Linked DNA regions of Homo sapiens: region 1 is linked to region 2. A link is an interaction called in ENCODE POLR2A ChIA-PET data of the cell type or tissue named here. Cell type or tissue: HepG2. All regions are shown on one strand. Links, peaks and the distances in the headings refer to the core of each region. The heading gives the core; the rest is flanking DNA.

The links. Peaks named below come from ENCODE experiments on the same cell type or tissue, not always from the same donor. Only the 100,000 strongest peaks of a DNase experiment are listed, where the experiment ranks them.
Region 1: POLR2A ChIA-PET joins it to region 2 with 5 read pairs; 2 of 35 experiments call an interaction of 5 or more read pairs at or near these places.

Annotation. Positions count from the first base shown.
Region 1 is chr16:72,037,798-72,047,454 of GRCh38, reverse strand. No RefSeq gene overlaps it. Among named protein-coding and RNA genes, the nearest start is that of HP, 12 kb to the left of the region's middle. In HepG2, for the core only: no CTCF peak of the experiment used is centred there; DNase peaks (open chromatin) are centred at 4,224 and 5,114.
Region 2 is chr16:71,974,875-71,979,874 of GRCh38, reverse strand. It overlaps PKD1L3 (polycystin 1 like 3, transient receptor potential channel interacting), which reads left to right. Exons shown (of 30, transcript NM_181536.2): 9 at 1-89; 10 at 1,492-1,620; 11 at 2,408-2,639. Among named protein-coding and RNA genes, the nearest start is that of PKD1L3, 23 kb to the left of the region's middle. In HepG2, for the core only: no CTCF peak of the experiment used is centred there; no DNase peak of the experiment used is centred there; H3K4me3 peaks cover 1 bases.

The sequences.
Region 1 (9,657 bases), core at 2,659-7,658, 65 kb before region 2:
GGGCAGAGGTTGCAGTGAACTGAGATCGCACCACTGCACTTCAGCCTGGGGGAAAGAGCAAGACTCCATCTCAAAAAATAAATAAATAAATAAAAATAATAATAATGGCTTTAATTTTGCATTTCCCCAATATCAAATGATGTAGACCACTTTTTAGATTTGTGTTGGACCACTTAGATATCCTCTTTACAGTATGTCTTCTCCTTGTAGATTTGTTGTCTTTTTCTAAAATATTCTGAATACTAGTCTTTTTTTGGATAAATGTATTGTAAACATGTTCTCCCATTCCATGGTTTGTCCTTTAATTCTTTTAATCTTGTATTTTGATGAACAGAAGTACAGAAGTTCTTAATCTTAAATAAGTCCTAATTTGTCAGTTTTTTAAATTTCATAGTTAGTGATTTCTGTGTTCTGATTAAGAAATTTTTGCCTACAAGGTTGTGACAATATTCTCCTATATGTTTTTCTAAAAGTGTATTGTTTTACCTTTCAAATCTAGGTCTATGATCCATTTGGAATTAATGTTGGTATAGGATGTGAGAGAAAAGTTCATTTTTTCCATATAGGCATGCAATCGATCCAGTATTATTTGCTAAAATGACCATCCTTTGTCCCTGAATTCCAGTGGTATCTTTATTATACATCAGGTGATTATATATGTGTTGGCCTCCTCCTGAATCCTCTATTCTTTTCCATTAGTCTATTTGTCTAATCTGGAGCCATTGTCATACTGTCTTAATAATGTGTGAAAGGAGGTTGGGTGCGGTGGCTCACGCCTGTAATCCCAGCATTTTGGGAGGCCGAGGCGGGTGGATCACGAGGTCAGGAGATCGAGATCATTCTGGCCAACATGGTGAAACCCCATCCCTACTAAAGTACAAAAAATTAGCTGGGCATGGTGGCGGGCGCCTGTAGTCCCAGCTACTCGGAGGCTGAGGCAGGGGAATCGCTTGAACCCGGAAGGCGGAAGTTGCAGTGAGCTGAGATCGCGCCACTGCACTCCAGCCTGGGCGACAGAACGAGATTCTGTCTCAAAAAATAAAAATAAAAAAATAAATAATAATAATAATAATAATAATAATAATGTGTGAAAGGAAACTATCTTAAACCCCCAGAATCACTAAGCTAAAGGGAAAAGTGAAGCAGAGAACTGCTTAGGGCAAACCTGCCTCCCATTCTATTCAATGCCACCCCTCTGCTCACTGAGATAAATGCATATCCTTTTGCCTCTTTTGGAGAGGCTCATCAGAACCTCAAAAGAATGTAACCATTTGTCTCTTATCTACCTATGACCTGGAAGCCCCCTCCTGGCTTTGAGACTTGTCCCGCCTCTGCGGACGGAACCAGTGTTCATCTTACGTATGTTGATTGATGTCTCAGGTCTCCCTAAAATGTATAAAACCAAACTGTGCTCTGACCGCCTTGGACATATATCAGGACCTCCTGAGGTTGTGTTGGGTGTGCGTCCTCAACCTTGGCAAAATAAGCTTTCTAAATTAACCGAAACCTGTCTCAAATTTTGGGGGTTCACAAATGGGAACTTTTTTTGAGACAGGGTCTCACTGTCCCCCAGGCAGGAGTGCAGGGACACAATCTGCAGCCTCAACAATGATCTCCAACAATCCTCCCACCTCAGCCTCACAGGTAACTGAGACTACAGGTATGCGCAACCACACACAGCCAACTTGTTGTTGTTGTAGTTGTAGAGATGTGGTTTTGCCATGTTGACCAGGCTGGACTTGAACTCTTGGGCTCAAGTGATCCACCCACCTCAGCTTCCTAAAGTGCTGGCATTACAGGCATGAGCCTCCACACCTGGCCAATAATGGGAACTTTATACTAAATCTTGCTATCTGGTATTATAAGTGTTCCAACTTTATTTTCTTTCAGAGTTTGTCTTGACTATTCTAGGTCTTTTCCATTTTATGTAAATTTTAAAATCAACTTTCCAATTCTCACAAAATGTCCTGATGGGATTTTTATTGGGATTACATTGAATCTCCAGATCACTTTGGGGAGAGTTGACATCTTGACTCTGTTGAGTCTTTCGAGTAATGCACGTAGCATCTCTCTTCATTTATTTAGGCTGTCTTTAATTTTAATGCCTTGTTCATATTGATACAGACCTCTGGCACCTCTTTCATTAGATTTATTCTTAAGCATTTGATGTTTATGTTATTGTAAATGATATTTTTTAATTGATTTAAATAGTATAGGAATAAATACCTCAGTAGCCATGAAATGAGAACCCTGGATTTTCACAAGAGTATACATGACCTTCAAACAGAATGGAGAGTGGACTGTTGAATTCAGAACAGCACATGTTGTTCAGAATTGCAGTTTATCTTGATAAGAAAATTAAACAAAGACATTCACATGATTACACCTATTTCTAGAATTTCTCCTTTTTTTCACAGTCACCAGGACCAGGGGCTACAGGGTCCCACGGTGCCTGGAACATAGGCATTGCTTCCCAGTTGCACTGCCTTACGGTCAGCAATTCTCTTCTCCAAAACTGAGCCACTGGCAGACACACATATTGATATTTTGTACCATACACATTGATATTTTAAGCTTTTTAAGAGCTTCTTAAAAGTAGGATCATCCCTGACAGTTTGTAAATGAGGAACTTCCAAGATCCAGGCTGCTAAATCAAATATTATCCTCAGACCAGCTTCCTGTCAGCAAAGACAGCCAACCAAGGTGGGAAACCCACACAGCCTGTCAAAACTTACAAAGAAATGCTGCCTTTCCCAGCATGAAACTGGTCAGATGTCAAAGGCATGAGGATATTAGTACGAGTGTAAAAACTGACTCTATATTCAAAAGAATTCATATCAACCTTCCTTAATTTCTTCAACCTACCACGTTTGTGGGATGGGTCCCAGGAAACAAGGTAGGACCAAGTCGGTGTTTTTTCATTCACCCTTATCTCCATGGCCCAGCAATGCCTGGCATACAACAGAGGCTCAGTCCGGTTGGTTGAATTGAATGGGGGATAAACATAGCCTCTGCCTTCAAAGAGTTCAGAATAGGGGCAGAAATAAAAACTGTAACACGAGTAAGTAATGCCTGTATTGTCATCTTCTGTCTGCAGTGGAGAAGATCCAGCCCTCAGAAGCATAAAAGCTGTCCGCAGAACCAGCCCTGCAGGTACTTTAGGAGAAAAGCCAGTCAACTCCTAGTAATAACAGGTAACATTGGGAGGGTTCTGTGTGCCAGGCACTGTGCTATGTGCTTTCTGTGTATTTACTCATTTAATTCTTCAACAGCCCATAAGCATTGGGTCTTTTTATTATCTAATAATCCCGTTTTTTATAAATGGGGCACAGAGAGGATAAGGAACTTGTTCAAGGTAACACAGCTAGCAAAGAGAGGAGCCAGGATTCAAACCCAGGCCAAGCCCTTGACCACCCTGGGGTGCTACCTCTCCCACATGACAAACTACACAGAATTCTCAAGACTCCCTCACATGTGCTGGGCACAGTGGCTCATGCCTATAATCCCAGCACTTGGGAGGACATGCTGGAGGATTGCTTGAAGCCAAGAGTTCAAGGTGAGCCTGGGCAACATAGGGAGATCCATCTCTACAAAAATAAAAAAATAAGAAGTTAGCCAGGCATAGTGGTATGCACCTATAGTTCCAGCTACTCAGGGGACTGAGTGGGGAGGATCACTTGAGCCTGGGAGAGGCTGCAGTGAGCTCTGATTGCGCCACTGTACTCCAGCCTGGGCAACAGATCAAGACCCTGTCTCAAAAATAAAATAAAAAAGATTCCCTCACATAATCAGCATCAAGGGCTCACCATTAGAGTCACTTTTAAGGGTCATCTGGAGACAGATCTTTCACTGGGTTAAGGCATTTCTTACCTGGAAGGGATAACAAACTTGCTAGCTAACCACATTAGCCAGGCTAAGGGTGTCAATTGTACATGGCTATGGAGGCCCATTAAGAACCTTGTGTATCAGATTTAAACCATGACTGAGGCAGTGATGCCCAGCAAAGAGGATAAGGAGGACCTTAAAGCACTGGCACCCAAGGCTGGAGAAGCCTGAGGCTGCAAAGAATTGAAGGTTTTCTCCAAGCATGACCCCTGTGTTGGCCTTGGGGGCCCTGGAGCAGTCTGAAACCATGTGGACCATGGCTGGGAAGCACGTTAGGAAACAGATCAAGTAAACTACCTGACAAAGCATTTGGGCAAGAGTGCCCTGGGTGCCAGCCAGATGCAGAGAGGAGTTGAACCATGCACCCTGGTCATAGGACAGATCTTCAGAAGGAATGGAATTTAAATGGAGCTCTGCTTTTCAGCAGTCAGTGCAAGAAATCAGGGACTTGCATAAACTTGCCAAGCCGCAAAGCAAATCCCCTTCCACTGAAGAGGTGCTGGGCTTGTCGTAGGATGTGACCCACTGGATGCTGGCAGGCGGTTCTTCTGAGAGACTGAGAGATGCTGGAAAACTCAGCATCTCAGTGAATGACTGGAAGAACAAGGGAGTAAAAGAACATGAAGGTGGGCCACCCTATTCACACACACACACCTATGTGTGTATAGATATTTGTATATATGTGTTTTTATTTTTAAATGATTCTGTCAGGGTCTCAGATAGAGGTGAAATTCTAACCTACTCAGAGTGATTTCTTTTAGGTTCCCAGACCTGGGATCCACATTTTTTGCTCTACTGAGGTAGGAAGGTGTCACTAGATCCATTAAGAACTGCAAATTCAACATCTGTGAGAATGGTTGAAGCTCAAAAGACTGGCCAGCTTCTCAAATACCCAGTGACTGAAATACGTAACTGGCCAGCTTCTCAAATAGCCAAGGCAGTGCCAAGGTTACTACTCAGGAGAATGTCTTCCATGTGCCTGGGGCAGACAGGAAGTGTTCTGACCCTCTGCCCACAGCTTTGTTCCTGTACCCACCAACTCAAGTGATTAATGGGGTGGCAGGTGGTGCAGCAGCCAAGTGACCTTCACACACTGTAACTCCTTTTGTTTCCTATGGGACACTTTCCAGATGGGGTTTTCAGCACTCAGGAAACCTCTTTGTGGCTGGCAGTAATGCAAGAAGTGCAGTGTTTATCCATTTCCTCTCCTGAAGCCCTGCCCTTTGGAGCCTCGTCCTTGTATTGCTGCCCAGGTATTTCACAAATTCCAGATCATTCCCACACTGTTCCTGCACACACAGCGCTATGCCCTGTCCCCTGCTGTCCTCTTGCATGTGACAAGCCACAGTGACTTTATTTCCTATGTGTCTAACCACAAGGCTCTTACAGAAATTTTCCCTGGCTGCCAAGACTCATTCAACATCATAGGTGGCCCAGACTAGAGGGTAGGTAACATTATCATCTCAGAATGTTCTTATGGTGTGTTGGGACCGGAGGTCTGTACCTGGAGGAAAAAGAGAAATCCTGAAACATGTTTTAGCCAAGTAGTAAGCACATAACATCTCTTCCAAGCAAATATAAAACTATAGTAGACCTCAATCTGTCTTCTTTATTAGCTAGGATTAAATTTGACTAAGTGACTTAACAGGGATTAAAGCACACAAGGTCCCAGCCTGGGCAACAGAGTGAAACCCCATGCCTACAAAAAATACAAAAATTAGCCAGGTGTGGTGGCACACACCTGTAGTCCCAGATGCTCTGGAGGCTGAGGTGGGAGGATCACTTGAGCCCAGGAGATTGAGGCTGCAGTGAGCCATGATCATGCCAGTGTACTCCAGCCTGGGTGACAGAGCAAGTGAGACCTCGTCTAAAAAATTTTTTTTTAATTTTTAATTACACACACACACACACATACACAAGGTTCTGTTTTCTCAAGTAAAAGAGGTAGGGAAGTAGGCAGACAGAGCTGGTATTAGTGTCAGCATTAAGCTGTTTCCAGCTTTTGCCTCCATCATCCCTGCAGAATGACCCTGATCCTTAGGTCTAAAATGGATGCCAGAGCTCCAGCCATCATACCCATATTCCAGGCAGCAGCAGACTTTCCAGAAACTTCACACAATACTTTCATATATATGTCATTGAATAGAACTTGGTCACTGGACCACATCCAACTATACTGGAAATCAGGAAATGTCTTTATGCTGGGAATCCAGAACATGGAACCATTGATATGGTTTGGCTGTGTCCCCACCAAAATCTTATCTTGAATTGTAGTTCCCATAATCCCCACATGTCATGGAAGGGACCTGGTGGAAGGTAATTGAATCAGGGGGCAGTTATCCTCATGCTGTTCTCATGATAGTGAGTTCTCATGAGATCTGATGGTTTTATAAGGGGCTTTCCCCCGACCTTCACTCTGCACTTCTCAGTCTGCCGCCATGTGAAGAAGAACATGTTTGCTTCCCCCTTCCACCATGATTGTAAGTTTCCTGAGAACTCCCCAGCCATGCTGAACTGTGAGTCAATTAAACCTCTTTCCTTTATAAATTACCCAGTCTCAGGTATGTCTTTATTAGCAGCATGAGAATAGACTAAAACAGCCATCTACAAGATAACTGGACTGATCTCATGAGAGGTTACTGTTCTAGATTAAAAGAAACTAGCTGGGTGCGGTGGCTCAATGCCTGTAATCCCAGCACTTTGGCAGGCCAAGGTGGGCGGATCACCTGAGGTCAGGAGTTTGAGACCAGCTGGCCAGCATGGTGAAACCCTGTCTCTACTAAAAATACAAAAAAAATTAGCTGGGTGTGGTGGCAGCCGCCTGTAATCCCAGCTACTCGGGAAGCTGAGGCAGGAGAATCGCTTGAACCCAGGAGGTGGAGGTTGCAGTGAGCAGAGATTGCGCATTGCACTCCAGCCTGGGCAACAGAGTGAGACTCCCTCTCAAAAAAAAAAAAAAAAAATAGGCCGGGCACAGTGGCTCATGCCTGTAATCCCAGCACTCTGGGAGGCCAAGGCTGGTGGATCATGAGGTCAGGAGATCAAGACCATCCTGGCTAACACAGTGAAACCCCATCTCTACTAAAAAATACAAAAAATTAGCCAGGCGTAGTGGCAGGCGCCTGTAGTCCCAGCTACTCGGGAGGCTGAGGCAGAAGAGTGGCGTGAACGCAGGAGGCGGAGCTTGCAGTGAGCCGAGATCGCTCCACTGCACTCCAGCCTGGGCAACAGAGCGAGACTCCGTCTCAAAAAATAAAAATAAATAAAATAAAATAAAAGAAATAAAAGAAACTAAAGAGGCATATGGATGAGCGTTGATTGGATATGGAAGATATTTTGGATACAACAGGAGAAATTTGAACACGAACTCAGTGTTAGATGATATTAGCAAATCATGGTTAATTCTCTTATGTGTGATTATAGACTTATGGTTACATAGGAGCATGTACTTAGATAATGCAGGTTACAAAGTACTTAGGAGTGAATCAAAATACACAATAAAAATAGGTTAAAAGATTGGCAGAGCCAACAGGGAAAAGATAGTAAGAATTACTGAGTGTAGGTGGAAGGAGTATGGATATCTATTATACTATTCTTTCTGATTTTCTGTATATCTAAATTTTCTTTTTTTTGAGACAGAGTCTTGCTCTGTCACCCAGGCTGGAGTGCAGTGGCACAATCCTGGCTCAGTGTAGCCTCTGCCTCCCAGGTTCAAGCAATTCTCCTGCCTCAGACTCCTGAGTAGCTGGGACTACAGACATACACCACCATGCTTGGCTGTTATTTGTTTTTTTAGTAGAGACAGGGTTCCCCATGTTGCCTAGACTGGTCTAGAACTCCTGGCCTCAAGTGATCAGCCCATCTTGGCCTCCCTAAGTGCTGAGATTACAGGCATGAGCCACCATGCCCAGCCTAAAATTCCTTATAATACAAATTACAGGAGGGTAATTATCTATTTGGGCTGACTGTTCCTCAGCTTTCTCATGTGAGGCCGATGGCCTCCTGGTGAAAATGAGTGAGGTTCCTGGCAGTATTCTGGAACCAGTCAACACAAAGGGTCTGAGGAGTGGGTTGAAGCCCATGGTCTCAGCCAAGATGGATCTCAGAGCTTGTGGATGTGGGGAGAGAAAGCTGCCCTCCAGCCGCAGCTTCTCCAATAGTCTTCTGTCATCACCCAGCACTGCTGCGAGGATCCACAAATCCCATCACTTATGTGAGATAACAACATGGCAGAAGACAGAAAATGAATCTAAGACATCTTATATAGTGGAGACATCAGTACTCTGTCAGGACATGACTGGGTGGAGTAGAACAAATGCCAGACTTGAGATTAGGGGAATTTGTTGTCCCCTCCACCATTTCTGCCCATATCACCTTGGAGCAGGTGCTTAATCTGTTTCCTCGCCTGTAAAATGGGGATTGTAATTGCCACCCTCACCTACTCCACAGAGCTGTCTGAGGCTCAAATAAGATAATGTGTGTGATTTCTGGAAAATGTGCAAGACCATTTGGAAGAAAACCTTCTTGTCCCTGAACTACTGCTTCATCCTGTTAGGCTCGCATACAATTATCCACAGACCCCAGAACCAGGTGAACTTTTCCAAAACCCTGCTTGTGGTGGCTGAAAAATATCTCCACAAATTATTGGACATTCCTCCCTTCAAAAGTGGAAGCCCTTCCCTTGAGTGGTGGGCTGGACTAAATGACTTGCTTCTAACATAGGGTTGCCAGAGAAAATATATGATACCCAATGAAATTTGAGTTCAGATAAACAACAAATAAATTTTAGAATAAGTATGTCCTGAATACTGCATGGGATAGACGATAGACTTATACTAAAAGTGTATTCATTGTTTATCTCAAATTCAAATTTAACTGGGCATCCTTTTGTTTTAGTTTTGCTTAAACTAGCAACTCTATTCCAATGTGTAGAATGAGGCTGGGCACAGTAGCTCATGCTTGTAATCCTAGCACTTTGGAAGGCCAAGACTGGAGGATCACTGGAACCCAGGAGTTCGAGACCAGCCTGGGCAACATAGTAAGATCCAATCTCTACAAAAAATACAAAACTTAGGGAGCCCTAGTGGCACGTGCCTGTAGTCCCAGCTACTCAGGAGGCTGAGGTGGGAGGATTGCTTGAGCCTGGGAGGTTGCGGTGAGCCGTGATCATGCCGTTGCACTCCAGCCTGGGTGACAGAGCAAGACCCTGTCTCCATAAATAAAATTAGAATGAATGTGGCATAAGTAATGATGTGTGACTTCCAAGACTAGGTCATAAAGGCACTGTAGCTTCCACCTTGCTCCCTCTTAGATCACTCACGCTGGAGGAGCTGGATGCCATGTTGTGAGAACACTCAAGCAGCCCTATGGAGAGGTTCACCTACACTTCCTGCCAACAGCTTGCATCGGGAGGAGATGTTCATACCCTGGGGGCTCCAGTTCTATTGAATCCTGGCCGTATGGTTTAGGGAAGTTATTTAATCTCTCAAAGCCTTTGTTTTATCTGTAACTATGGGTATACTAATATCTATTTTCAGGACCCATTTGTGATAATCAGAAATATAAAAATAATAGCTAACATTTATTAGAAATTTAGAATATGCTAAGCACTATTCTAAGCACTTCACATTTAATCCGTGTAGTAACCCTCTGAGATCGGTGCTGTCCTTATTCCCATTTTACACATTGGGAAACTGAGGCACACAAAATTTACATGATCACCCACAGCTAATAAGTACATAATCTGATGGGCACATAACATGCATCCTTTTT
Region 2 (5,000 bases), core at 1-5,000:
TGGGTCACCCAGCCCCTGTGAGGCTAGGCTTTCCGTCGGCTTTAGCTTTGAAGGAGCTCTTGAATAAACATCCAGGAGTTAATGTCCAAGTGAGTGTGAAATTGATTGTGATCAGAATGAAAATGGGATCTGATGGCCATGTAGGCATTTGGGTGAAAGTAATGTATCATGAAATGTAAACTGAACAGACCAGATCAGATGAGAGAGTTTATGTAGCATTCATTTTTATTTTACACTGGCAGGGATAGAGGCCTCTTAAAAATGATCCACTGTAGAAGTTGGGAACATTAAACAGATTTCTGGATTTAACTAAATTTGTGTTGTAATTTGAATTGATTTCAACTCTGCAGTTTGTTTTTTGTTGTTGTGTTTTTTGTTTTCTTGTTTTGTTTTGTTTTGTTTTGTCTTGTTTTGTTTTGTTTTGTTTTGTTGAGATGGAGTCTCAATCTGTCACCCAGGCTGGAGTGCAGTGGCGTGATCTCGGCTCACTGCAACCTCTGCCTCCCAGGTTCAAGCGATTCCCCTGCCTCAGCCTCCCAAGTAGCTGGGATTACAGGCATGGGCCACCATGCCTGGCTAATTTTTGTATTTTTAGTAGAGGCGGGGTTTCGCCATTTTGGCCAGACTGGTCTCAAACTACGGACCTCAAGTGATTCACCCACCTGAGCCTCCCGTAGTGCTGGGATTACAGGTGTGAGCCACCATGCCCAGCCTCTGCACTATTTACAAAAAGCTGAGACTATCTAAATAATTATTGACTCAGTATACCAACCCAGTCATATCAATATATTGTATTCCTTTCAGCAGTTACCTGACAAATACAAGTAGCATTGTTGCCTTATCCTGAAGAGCAGAACAGTTACTTCCTAGTAAAATAGAATCCTCTAGATATAAAGATTAAAAATAATAATTCTGGGGATCCCAACGATAATTCATCTTTAATTTACTGTTTCTCATAGAGGTTATAAATGGGGAATGTTATTTCATTTGCGGTATTAGTAGGGGGCACATCCCAATATTTAATATATGATATCCGGCTGGGCATGATAGCTCAAGCCTGTAATCTCAACACTTTGGGAGGCTGAGGCAGGTGGATTACTTGAAGCCAGGAGTTCGAGACCAGCGTGGCCAACATAGCGAAACCCTGTCTCTACTAAAAATACAAAAATTAGCCAGGCATGGTGGTGTGCACCTGTAGTCCCAGCTACTTGGGAGGCTGAGGCAGGAGAATCGCTTGAACCTGGGAGGTGGAGATTGCAGTGAGCTGAGGTTGTGCCACTGCACTCCATCCTGATTGACAGAGTGTGACTCTTTCTCAAAAAAAAAAAAAAAGTATGTATGTATGTATGTATGTATATATATATATATATATATATATACACACACACACACACACACATATATACATATGTATATATGATATATCTTTCTAGTGGGGTCACTTAAAAATATTTCAGCAATGGATAAAACTGGGCTTCTCTTTGTCTTTAGATAACAGGACTAGCTTTCAATCCCTTCAAGGATTTGGACAACAGAAACATTGTTGGAAGCATTGGAAGTGTGTTACTAAGCGCTAATCGTAAATTGCTCCAAGTCCATGATTTAATGGAGGACATTGAGGTAGGAACTGATTCTTAGGGAATAAAATAGAAGAGAATGGGATATTCTGCAACAGGATGGAAGGATGCAACAACTTAAAGGGAATTATGTTAGATTGATGGCAGTGCCATTGTTTTGTTATTAACATCTTAGGAACTTTTACAAAGAGATACACCTTATCCTTAGAAAAAGTGTTTTAAAGGGCTGGGCGCAGTGGCTCATGCCTGTAATCCCAGCACTTTGGGAGGCTGAGGCAGGCAGATCACTTGAGGTCAGGAGTTCGAGACCAGCCTGGCCAACATAGTGAAACCCCATCTCTACTAAAAATACAAAAATTAACTGGCATGGCAGTGGGTGGCTGTTATCCCAGCTACTCTGGAGGCTGAGGCAGGAGAATAGCTTGAATCCAGGAGGTGGAGTTTGCAGTGAGCTGAGATCGCACTGCTGCACACCAGCCTGGGTGACAGAGTAATGCTTGGTCTCAAAAATAAGAAGAATAAGAAGTGTTATAGGTCTGGGACTATGTACTTATCCTTAACCCCAGCAGTATTAGCTACTAACATCCAATGAGGAAGACCTGGCTGGGCACAGTGGCTCATGCATATAATCCTAGCATTTTGAGAGACTGAAGCGGGAGGATTGCTTGAGACCAGGAGTTCAAGACCAACGTGGCCAACATAGCAAGACCCCATCTCAAAAAAAAAAAAAAAAAAAAGAGCTAGGACGTTTCCTTACCTTATCAATATAAAGGATTTTGAAAGACATCAATGGATGGACCATTATAATGATTAACTGTCTCTTATTCTAGATCATGCTCTGGAGAAATGTTAGCTTGGAAACCCATCCCACCAGCCTCAACATGAGCACACATCAGCTTACAATCACAGTGAACGTCACTTCCTTGGAGAAATCCTTGATAGTGAGCATAGATCCTGACAGTCCCCTTTTAATGACACTCTACCTGGGGTTCCAGTATCAGCCTAACTGCACTCACTTCCACCTGAACATCACCCTTCCAAAGGATAAGGTGTGGCAAAAAGGTAAAACCCAATCAGCTGTCAGAAACTTACTTTGATTTCTTTTTGCCTAGGATGTAGTGCAGTGGCACCATCATTGTTGACTGCAGCCTCAAACTGTCAGGCTCAGGGGATCCTCCTGCCTTAGCCTCTTAAGTAGCTGGGACTACAAGTGCGCACCACCACATCTGGCTAATTTCTTAAAAAAAATTTTGTGGGCCGGGCGCGGTGGCTTGCGCCTATAATCCCAGCACTTTGGGAGGCCGAGGCGGGCAGATCACAAGGTCAGGAGATCGAGACCATCCTGGCTAACACAGTGAAACCCTGTCTCTACTAAAAATGCAAAAAAATTAGCCAGGTGTGGTGGCAGGTGCCTGTAGTCCCAGCTATTTGGGAGGCTGAGGCAGGAAAATGTCCTGAACCTGGGAGACGGAGCTTGCAGTGAGCTGACACCGTGCCACTGCACTCCAGCCTGGGAGACAGAGACAGACTCCGTCTCAAAAAGTGGAGACAGGGTCTTGCCATGTTGCCCAGGCTGGTCTTGAACTCCCAGCTTCAAGCAATCTTCCTGTCTCAGCCTCCTGAAGTGCTGGGATTACAGACATGAGCTACTTCATGTGGCCACTTTTTTTTCTTTTTTAAAAAAATTTTCATTTTGAGATAATTGTAGATTCACATGCAGTTATAAGAAATAACAGAGACAGGCCAGGCAGAGTGGCTCATACCTGTAACCCCAGCACTTTGGGAGGCTGAGGCGGGTGGATCACCTGAGGTCAGGAGTTGGAGACCAGCCTGGTCAACATGATGAAACCCCATCTCTGCTAAAAATACAAAAAATTAGATGGGTGTGGTGGCGGGCACCTGTAATCCCAGCTACTTGGGAGGCTGAGGCAGAAGAATTGCTTAAGCCTGGGAGGCAGAGGTTGCCGTGAGCCAAGATCGCACCATTGCGCTCCAGGCTACAGAGCAAGACTGTCTTAAAAAAAAAAAAAAAAGACAGGCTGGGCACTCAGTGGCTCATGCCTGAAATCCCACTGTAATCCTAGCACTTTGGGAGGCAGAGGCAGGTGGATCAACTTAGGTCAGGAGTTTAAGACTACGCTGGCCCACACGGTGAAACCCCATCTCTCCTAAAAGTATAAAAATTAGCTGGTCATGGTGGTGCACACATGTAATCCCAGCTACTCGGGAGACTGAGGCATGAGAATCACTTGAACCCAGGAGGCAGAGGTTGCAGTGAGCTGAGATTGTGCCACTGCTGTCCAGCCTGGGTGACAGACCCTGCCTCAAAAAAAAAAAAAAGAACAGAAACAGCTTGTATACCTCTCATCCAGTTTCTCTGAATGGTAGTATCTTGCATAACTAGAGTATATCACAACCAGAAAATAACATTAATACAATCACTGATTTTATTCCGATTTCACCAGGTTTACAAGCACATTTCTGTATGTGTGTGTATTGAGTCCTGTGTGATTTTACCACATGTGTAGACACGTGACCATAAAATCATTTTTTTTTAAAGATGGATTATAGGATGGATAAGGATATGTATGTAAGGAAGCAGACTTAGTAGGATGTTAATTGTAGAATCTAGTTAATGGTTATATGGTTATTCCCTGTAAAATTCTTTGTATGGTTGAAGATTTTCATAATAACATGTTGAGACCCACAGCAGAAGTAAGGCTCACAGCACCATGAGTTAAATATACTTCACATTTATATATTGTAGATGACTATATATGAAATATGTCCTATGTATTTCAACTTTATTTCTAATCTTAGATTTGAGGAAGAAAGGCCTGATGATATCTCAGTATGCCTTGGTATAAAATCAGAATGAATGTATTGTAGTTTAGAAAAGTTAAGAATTTCTGAGACATAACATTACAGTTAAAAATGTCTGGCCTGGTGTAGTGGCTCACCCCTGTAACGCCAGCACTTTGAGAGGCCAAGGCAGGAGGATCACTTAAGCCCAGGAATTTGAGACTAGCCTGGGCAACAGAGCGAGACTCTGTCTCCACAAAAAAAAAAAAAAAATTAGCCGAGCGTGGTGGCGTGCACCTGTAGTCCTAACTACTTGGGAGGCTGAGGCAAGAGGATTGCTTGAGCCAAGGAGTTCAAAGCCACAATGAGTTTCGATGATACCACTGCACTCCAGCCTGGGTGACAGAGCAAGACACTGTCTCTAAAAAATAAAAATTCCTGATATATATAAATAGTGCCCAGATATACTTGATCAAAACCATGCTCTGTGGGTATCAACTTTAAATATAGTACTGAAAAGTCTTAATAAGAGCTACACTTCTGTATTTATTTTTACGTTGGGAAAAATCTGAATGGAGAAAGCATGCTACAGTCTCCCGTCATGACCACCTTCCATACTGG